Regions from separate parts of the Homo sapiens genome. Here region 1 is linked to region 2. The links are chromatin loops, found by intact Hi-C in ENCODE. Cell type or tissue: natural killer cell. All regions are shown on one strand. Links, peaks and the distances in the headings refer to the core of each region. The heading gives the core; the rest is flanking DNA.

What was found. Peaks named below come from ENCODE experiments on the same cell type or tissue, not always from the same donor. Only the 100,000 strongest peaks of a DNase experiment are listed, where the experiment ranks them.
Region 1: it touches region 2 in a loop (6-fold over the local background); 1 of 110 quality-filtered maps calls a loop at or near these places.

Annotation. Positions count from the first base shown.
Region 1 is chr14:52,322,872-52,326,871 of GRCh38, reverse strand. The region is part of intron 1 of PTGER2 (prostaglandin E receptor 2); the gene reads right to left. Among named protein-coding and RNA genes, the nearest start is that of PTGER2, 11 kb to the right of the region's middle. RefSeq lists enhancers at 1,340-1,489, 1,630-1,679, 1,700-1,749. In natural killer cell, for the core only: no CTCF peak of the experiment used is centred there; a DNase peak (open chromatin) is centred at 1,531; H3K27ac peaks cover 2,626 bases.
Region 2 is chr14:52,173,838-52,179,658 of GRCh38, reverse strand. No RefSeq gene overlaps it. Among named protein-coding and RNA genes, the nearest start is that of LINC02319, 51 kb to the right of the region's middle. In natural killer cell, for the core only: no CTCF peak of the experiment used is centred there; DNase peaks (open chromatin) are centred at 2,828 and 3,538; H3K27ac peaks cover 3,152 bases.

The sequences.
Region 1 (4,000 bases), core at 1-4,000, 150 kb before region 2:
GTAGCTCCAGTGTATCAATAACCTAATATATGTGTCATGAATTGTTCTGGGTACTAACCCCGCTTTATCTCTACTCCTTATAGAAACTCTGAAACTTAGAGATTGTCTCTTTTTAACAGATAGGGAAGTGAACTTCAGGAAAACTAATAACATGTTACATTTACTTCCAAATACTAAATCTAATGATCACAATTCAGCGAGACAGGGTCTGCAATGGAACACCCTGAGTGGGAGTATGAGTTCTGGCCATTGGACTGGGTTTGAATCCTACCTCTGTATATAGTTTGAGATCAATGGCAAGATATTAATAATGAACCTTTGTGCCTCAGTTTTGACATCTTTAAAATGGGTGATAATAATAACATACCCACTTCATAGAGTTGCTGAAAGGATGATAGGAAGTGATATGTGTAAGCTACTTAGATCAGTGCTCACATCCTAAGTGCTCCACAGTGTTCATTGTTATTATATCCATTTTACAAATGCAGACACTGGGGTATAGAAAATTAGATAATTTGCTCAAGTACCCAGAGCTGGTTAGTGGCCAAATCAGGATGCAAATTCCAACTCTCCTGATGCCAGTGCAGTGCTCACTGTGTGCTACGTGCAGGCCTGTATTAGAGCAAAGGCCTCAGAACAATGTCCTGAACACTGGAAAGCTGACACATCTTTACATATGGACCAAACTGCTCTACCAGCCCTCAAACGATTTCTTAGTTATTTAGGGAGCAACATAAATGTTTGGGCAGGTTGGAAGGAATGGAATAATGCATCTTGATAAAGATCACACTTCTACAAAATTCACAGAAAAGAGGAAAACAAAGGTAGATCACACCTAGTCATTTAAAACCAGTGCTTTATAAGGCTCCAGGGTCTTTCTTACCAATGGCTTTAGACACCTAGCCCCTCTTTTCTTCACTCGCCTTCTGCAGAAGAAGGAGCAGCTTGTTTCCCTTCTCTGAGTACTTACTCTGCAGGCATCTGGCAACTGGATATACAAAGCAAATTGCAGAGAGCGCAAAGGGTAGTCATCTTCAGTTTGCTTATGTTGGGACAAGAGCAGGAAGGTTTGGCAGCCATAGGTGTTTATGCCGGAGAATCTTGGCATAGGGAATGGAGAAAAGATTTGGCAGATGAGTAAGGAAAAAGAAGAATTGATGGTGGGTTTCCCAGAGAGTAGAGGAAAGCTAGGTGAGGAGGTGCAATGGAGCAATAGCTTTCTTGTCAGTTAAACTATTTTGGATGAAAACTACACAGGCTGGTGTGTTAAAAGAGTGATTTGGAGGTAAGAAATTCAGGATAATGATGCACATAGGTCTACAGATTAAAACACATATTAGTGATTACATATGCACACACACGTGTGCACATGATGCATAACTGAGCACTCCTGTAGAAAGGGCCTGCAGCTGAGTTGATGATCTAGTTTAACCAGAGAACATATTCACACTGAATTGGCCAGCCAAGAAGTGCAGAAAAGGCATAGCCTCTGGTGTTGCAGCTTCACACATTAAGATGAGTCAGGTTTTCAGGGGAGAATAACCCACATCAGAGTTCCTGAATGTCTTTAGAGCGTGACAGAATAATGAGAAGTGAAAATTGGTTGTAGAGGATGAAGCAATTCTGTACTGTTTCCTTTCCTTTATCATCTACTATGCTGGGTAATTTTGAGAATTGCTTAAAATTTGCACTTTGGAGGTGACCAATATTTTGTAGAAGACGGCTTTTTTTTTGAGATGGAGTCTCACTCTGTCGCCCAGGATAGAGTGCAGTGGCGTGATCTCCACTCACTGCAACCTCTGCCTCCTGCGTTCAAGTGATTCTCCTGCTGCAGCCTCCTGAGTAGCTGGGATTACAGGCACCCGCCACCACGCCTGGCTAATTTTTGTATTTTTAGTAGAGATGGGGTTTCACCATGTTGGACAGGCTGGTCTTGAACTCCTGACCTCAAGTGATCTGCCTGCCTTGGCCTCCCGAAGTGCTGGGATTACAGGTGTGAGCCACTGCGCCCAGCCAGTTCCTTCTTTTATACTTGGAGAAGAGACATACTTCAGTGACCCTCGAAATTCTTGATGTAAGTTTTGTCTTCTACCTCCCCATTTTTTTCTTTTGGTTCTTGTCTTTTGCCTAGATTACTATATTTTTGATCTTATGGATACTGGGATTTTAAAAAATTGTGGTAAAATAAATATAACATAAAATTTACCATTTTGCCATTTTCAGCTATACATTAAATACATTTACATTGTGGGGCAATCATATTGTTTATATTTTCACTTTTCTGCATATTATGCTTTGACATCTTAAATTCTTCTTGGCTGGGAGAGAATGCCCCTCCGGGGCTAGCTAATTTGTAGAGATAGCAAAGAGTTAGGCTGGGAGCATGTCTTTGATATACAGACTAACCTATCCAGGGCCAGAACTCTTCTATCAAGGAAATATTTATTCCTCTGCTTTTATCATTCCAATGCCAGGTACCAGGCAACTAGGGACCACCCCTATAGCTTAGAGCCTGCTGAAATTATTCAACCTAACCAATCCTAAACTGTTTACCCTGCTCTGCCTTTCTTGTGGAAACTCCAATAAAGGCTTGGCCCAGGTCCTCCCCACCCTCCTGCCTCTCTGCCTCCTGACTGAAACCGATGCTTTTTCATGTGGCCCTGAGTGGTCCACCATGTCTGTGTTTTCCTGAACATCTCCTGTGTCTCTTCTTGTGGATGCACTTGACTGCATCCACGTAAAAGAACAAAGAACAGCAACCATCACTACCATCTCCAGAATTATTTTCATCATCCCAAATTGAAACTCTGTACCCATTAAACAATAACTGCCCATTCTCCTCTCCCTCCGGCCAGTCCTGAGTTTTTAGTTAAAGGATGTCACAAAGGATATAAGATAATTAATTAATAATATGTCAGTGATATTCGGCAATTCAGTTTCAGAGGTTGGTAGAAGTTATCCATCTTTTTGTGTGCACTACCAATGTATTTGTTATGAGAAAAATACCAAGTGCTAATCCCAATGAGTCAAGTGAATTTTAATTCCTCAGGGCAGGCTGTCTCTACAGGGCTTTGTTAAGAAGGTAAAGCCTTGTTGTGACATTTACAAAGTGGCACAGATGAGAATTAGTGCTATTTTAGCATTGTCATGTATAGAAGCAGCCTCCCATAGAAAACTTCATTTTGGCACTGACCAGGTACTATTCTTTTGCGCTACTTTTCTATCTTTAATGCAATTACAAAGTGGGTTCAGAATTTTAGAGCAAATGAGGGCTTTATTTGGCCGATCATTGAAATCACCTGAGGAGCTTTAAAAATAGGTTGGGTGCGGTGGCTCACGCCTGTAATCCTAGCACTTTGGGAGGCCGAGGCAGGCAGGTCACCTGAGGTGAGAAGTTTGAGACCAGCCTGGCCAACATGGTGAAACTACATCTCTACTAAAAAATACAAAAATTACCCAGGCGTGTTGGTGGGCACCTGTAATCCCAGCTACTTGGAAGGCTGAGGGGAAGGATTGCTTGAACCTAGGAGGCAGAGGTTGTAGTAAGCTGAGATCACACCACTGCATTTCAGCCTGGGTGACAGAGTGAGTCTCTGTCTCAAAATAAATACATACATACATACACACATACATACATACATACATGCATAAAAATATTCTGAGGCATTTCTCCCTTCCCCAGATGTTGCAGGAAGTCAGGGACCCCAAATGGAAGGACTGGTTGGAGCCGCGGCAGAGGAATATAAATTGTGAAGATTTCATGGACATTTATCCGTTCCCAAATAATACTCTTATAATTTCTTACGCCTGTCTTACTTTAATCTCTTAATCCTGTTATCTTCGTAAGCTGAGGATGTACGTCACCTCAGGACCACTATGATATTTGTGTTAACTGTACAAATTGATTGTAAAACATATGTGTTTGAACAATATGAAATCAGTGCACCTTGAAAAAGAACAGAATAACAGCGATTTTCAGGGAACAAGGGAAGAAAACCAC
Region 2 (5,821 bases), core at 1,138-5,137:
CCTGCTAAATCATGGAGGTTTGGGGAGTTCCTTCAGACCCGCAATAAACTTGTTTGCAGAGGCCTGGGAAGTGTCTTCAGACCCCCAATAAAACTTGTTTAATCCTAAACAGGTCCTGTTAAGAATTCCTTTGTTATCTTATCATGCTTTAAGGCAGAGGAAAGGCCTAGGCAAAACTCTTGGTGGGCTTTTTGTTACATTCTAGCCTTTGTATAAGGACACTGGCTCTTTTAGCTTTTAATATTTAACTTAACAACTCAGTCAGTACTGAAACAGTTGTTACGGTGGCTTGCATTAATGAGACCTGGCTTGCCACAGAACTGTGAGTCCATTAAATCTCTTACCTTTACAAATTACACAGTCTCGGATATGTCTTTATTAGCAGTGTGAGAATAGACCAATGCACTACCAATCCAATCTAACCCCAAACGTGAGCGAAGAAAGCTAAGCAGATTTGTGATGTAGGGACATAGTTCCTTGTCAGGGCCAATATTTATGTCAAGGCTATTTAATTTTTAGTCCTTCTTTCCATATGGAGCATGCACATTCAGACCTGATTTTGTAGGGCCTAACGCTTAAATAACTTTGTGTCCTTCATTGAGAAAACATATTTAAAAAATATAAAATTAGGTACAGAGATTTGAAAGGTGCTTGTGTAAATAAGGGGCTCTAAGGCTTTAGTTTCATTAGGGTCACAGTAAATACACCTCTGGAAGACTGAAAACAGATCACATGCTCCAGATGGTGTCTTAAAATTTTCCTGATGGCCAGGTGTGGTGGCTCATGCCTGTAATCCCAGCACTTTGGGAGGCCAGGGTGGGAGGATTGCTTGAGCCCAGGAGTTCAAAACCAGCCTGGGCAATATAGTGAAATCCTGTCTCAACAAAAAAGCTAAAAAATTAGCCCAGCATGGTGGCGCATCCCTGTGGTCTCAGCTGCATGAGGTGCTAGAGTAGAAGGATCACTTGAGCCCAGGAGATCGAGGCTGTGGTATGCCATAATCGTGTCTCTCCACTCTGGTCTGGGCAACAGAGTGAGGACCTGTCTCGAAAAAAATAAAATAAAATAAAGCTTCCTGATAAGACTTACTTTTCTGCCAGATAGTTATTAAATATATCTCACATTATTAAGTATCTCATACTCTTTTTTTTCTCTCTCTCAGCTACTGTCAGTTTGATTAAGCTGATCTTTTTAAAAATCAAATAGGAATACACCCAGAGCTTTTATATTCTGACTATATGCAGAAAAATATCTTGAGCCAAGTTCTCTCTGGTCTTTCTAATCTATAAATTTTTTTGTTAAACATGTTTAGGAACTTCATAGCTATGCTAGTAAAAGGGTGAGGAGTTGGGGATTAATTCTAAGCCTGAAGAAGAGCCACTGGGGAGTGAGAGGACCTGATTGCTGTCTAGCCACCTGATATTGCCTTATTCATGGTTGAAGTTGGTTCCCAGCCATCTAGCCAGGGAATTAGCCTGGACAAAAGTGGTGGGCACATACCTGGATATCTCATTTACCAGTTCATGTTGTCACTGGCTCCCTTCTCTTTGGCCTAAAACTGAGATGAAGAGCCGGAAGGCATTGCCTCTTGGTTATGAAGACCTCCTACCTGTACTGCCCCAGAGCTTCACTAAAAAGAAGCTCCAATTGGGCTCACAGAAGTGACAAAACATATATTGTGGGGGTCATTAGTAACGTTAACTCATTTCGAACTGCTCATGGGCAGAGCCATGACTTTCCTAATACACACACCAGTGCCTGAGCCCATGTCTCCATAAGCATTTGTTCTTCGTTTGATAAACAAATGGATAGATGTATTTTAGGGCAAGATATTCATTCATTTAACAGATATTTACTGGGTACCTAATATCTGCCTGGCACCATTCTACATGCTGTGATAGAGAACTGAACAAAATAGACAAGTCTGCCCATGAAGATTACATTCTAGTGAGACGTGGTGTGTCATGACTTTTTCATAGTCCTGGGTATTCCAGGTTGTGGTGGTGGTGATGGGGGTGCTGCTGCTGCTGCTGCTGGTGGTTGTGTGTGTGTGCTTGTATTTCTTGGGGAACAGGGGTTTATAGAGGAGAAAGTAGTGGAGATTAATGTAAAAAATTGACTTTTAGAGAAGCTAATAATAGTCAGCTGAAAGCAGCAGGGCATGCTGTATATACTTTCAGCCCTGCATGCTCTGATTGTAGAACAGAGGGAGCACTAGAGTCTGGAGTACCATAGAGTACTCCACAGAGCCAGCATTCAGGTGGCCTTGAGGACAGCATTTTCAGTGTCAGGTGAAGGTCTAGCCTGAACAGAACCTGAATTCCCTTTTATCAGCTAGGGCTCTTAGATGCTAGTCATGAACAAGAACCCGGCAGGGTGCAGTGGCTCATGCCTGTAATCCCAGCACTTTAGGAGGCTGAAGTGGGAGAATCACTTGAGCCCAGGAGTTCAAGGCTATAGTGAGCTCTGATTGCACCTCTGCTCTCCAGCCTGAGTGACACAGTGAGATCCTATTTCTTAAAACAAAACAAAACAACAACAACAAAATAAGAACCTTCTATAGCTAATTAGAGCAGAAAGAATGTTTACTAAAGGATATTTGGTATCTTAAAGAAACTCCAGGAGAGCCAGAGAAACAGTGATGGAGACTGTACACCAAGAACTATGCCAAAATTGCCTACAGGACTGCTCCATGGAGGCCAGAGGGCAGCATTGGATACAGATCCTGCAGCTCACACTGCTGACACAGGAATCCGGACACCACCAAGACTGGTAGCTCAATGTCTCACCCCTACCCTTGCCACAACTGAGTTTCCAAAACTTTTTTAAAGTTCCAGAATAACACAGAATAGAAAAGAATTATCACAGACCACGCTTCCATATAACCACCACCCAGGTCAAGAACCCTCCCATGCCCAGTTCCCACCCCTATTCCTGTCTCTCCTCAATGGCAGAATAGCTCTTCCTGTCATTCTTTTCTGAGTAGAAAATCTTGTATCTGATTGGAGCAGCCTGGGAAGGTGAGTTTCTGGCATTTACTCCATAGAGATGAAGATTTAAAATAATTCCTCAAGGATAGGAAGGGTTTTCACAGGTTTTGAACAGCTTTACAGTATCACAAACTGTTACCATGTTCCCCAATGGGTAAATAAACATCTCAACCTCGTTAGGTTGAACCAGGTGTAATTTTAATTTTTGTAGGTTAAAAGTGGCTGAGTATCAGCAGTTTCCTGTGGTTTAACCTAATAGAAAAGAGTGTCAGTTAAAGCACAGGAAATGGAAAAGCATCTGAAAGAGATGAATAAGGAAGTGCTCAGGAAAGGCGAGAATGCTTGAAGCCAGCATCAGTTAGTAATGTGAGGCTTTGAACCTGTAAGTTACCTAGTTTATTACCTCCAGCATCTCTCGTTGCTATATGAGAAGTTTGTGGAACTAAGACAAGTGGTCTCTGTGTGTATGTGTTTGTTGCTTAGTAGTGAGCACTGCAAGGCAAGGAACACTGGGGGGAATTTAAAGCAACTGGCTGTGAAACCTCAAGACAGGAAGGAAGCTTCGCAGCTTGGTAGGTGCCAGTAGAGAATTGTCCAAGCAAGACAGAGCTACAGCCTTGTTTGCGTCCTGTTCTGAAGGCAGCGGGGTGGGTTGTACTACATTTTATAACACTTCTAAGTGGCTGTGGTTAAAATACACATCCTTAATGCAAGAAAATCATCAGGTGGCACAAAGACAGGCTATAATTTCATTCAGGTCAACATTGCTTAATAGAGGAAAAATAGAAATGACCTAGATGTTCAATTACGAGAGATTTTTAATATAAGTTATTTATCCATGTAATAGAATGCTAAAGAGTACCTAAAATAGTATTGTAGAAAATTATTTAATGACAAATTAAGCTGTTCAGGAAGCAGTAGTCTAATGATTAAAAGTATAGACTCCAGAGCCAAAATGCTTTGTTTGAGTCCTGGCTCTACTTACTAGCTGAGCTAAGGTGGGCAAGTTCCTCACTTGAGGTGTTAGAAGAGTTATTATAGGTAAAGCATGCAAAAGAGTTTCTGGAACATAAGAGGCACTGTGTATGTGTCAACTATTATGATGATTATTGTTGTTGACTGAATGTTTGTGTTCCCCCAAATTCATATATTGAAATCCTCAATGTGATGGTAGTAAGAGGTAACTAGGTCATAGGTAATTACCTCTGGGAGGTAATTAGGTCGTAAGGATGGAGCCCTCGTGAATAGGACTTGTGCCCCTAGAAGATGAGACAGAAGAGCTTGTTTTTCTCTGCCATGTGAGGATACAACCAGAAGATGACCTTCTGCAAATCAGGAAGCAGGCTCTCTCCAGACACCACATCTGCCAGTACCTTGAGCTTGAACTTCCAAGCCTCCAGAACTGTGAGAAATGAATGTTTATGGTTTAAGCCACTCAGTCTATGGTACATTTGTTATAGGAAGCCAAACTGACTAAGACAATCATATTCTTAAGGAAACCAACAAGGTTTAAAAACATAGTATATACTAATTAATCATGTGTATTTACTTTTGCTCCCTTATGAAATCTCACTAAAAAGTCTGGGCATGGTTGCTCATACCTGTAATCTCAGCACTTTGGGACTCTAAGGTGGGCGGATCACGTGAGGTCAGGAGTTCAAGACCAGCCTGGCCAACATGGTGTAACCCCGTCTCTACTAAAAATACAAAAATTAGCCACACATAGTGGTGCACACCCGTAGTCCCAGCTACTCAGGAGGCTGAGGCAGGAGAATAGCTTAAACCCAGGAGGCAGAGGTTGCAGTGAGCTGAGATCATGCCACCGCACTCCAGCCTGGGTGACAGAGCAAGACTCCATCTCAAAAACAAACAAACAAAAATCTCACTAAAAGAACAGTAAAGGAATTGAGAAATTAAAGTCCATGAAGACAGAAGGAAAATGGAGATGCAGCACATACATGTTTTGGCCAAATGCTAAATGGGTGAATGTTAAAATCAATGTTTGTCCAAAACCAAGGCTAACACCAAATAGCACCATCATTTGATTAAATTTCTGAGATATGAGAATAAGTGTAAAGTTTCAGTTAATATTTCAATTTTCAATTTTATTATGAAAAATTTTAGTAGTCAAATATTTGAAATTTGACATTGTTGAGCAGAAACCCAATTTTCTCAGCACTGTCAGCTGTGGAATGCTCCAAGGGTCACTATATTGCACATTGGCAATACTAAAGGCATTGCTGGTTTTAACTGAGGTGAGTAGAGTGGAAGATTTTTTTTTGTTGTTGTAGAGACAGAGTCTCACTCTGTCACCCTGGCTGGAGGGCAGTGGTGTGATCTCGGCTCACTGCAAGCTCCGCCTCCTGGGTTCACACCATTCTCCTGCCTCAGCCTCTCCAGTAGCTGGGACTACAGGCACCCGCCACCACACCTGGCTAATTTTTTGTATTTTTAATAGAGACGGGGTTACACCATGTTAGCCAGGGTGGTCTTGATCTCCTGACCTCATGATCCACCCACCTTGGCCTCCCAAAGTGCTGGGATTACAGGTGTGAGCCACCGTGCCTGGCCAAGTGGAAGATTTTAGTAGTAGTAGTAGTAGTAGTAGTAGTAGTAGTAGTAGTAGTAGAAGCATTTTGGCTAGCTCTGCCAGTGTGGGATAATTACTGATTGTAATGTTAACACTAAGTTACCAAGTCTTTTTCCCTCTCTAATAGTAACTGCCTAAAGCAGAGAGTTAACTCATCTTTGGTTTCTGCAATTAAAACTTAAATGATGGTGATAATGCAATTTCATTGAGGCAAACCACTTCCTTTAAACGAGGCTTAAAT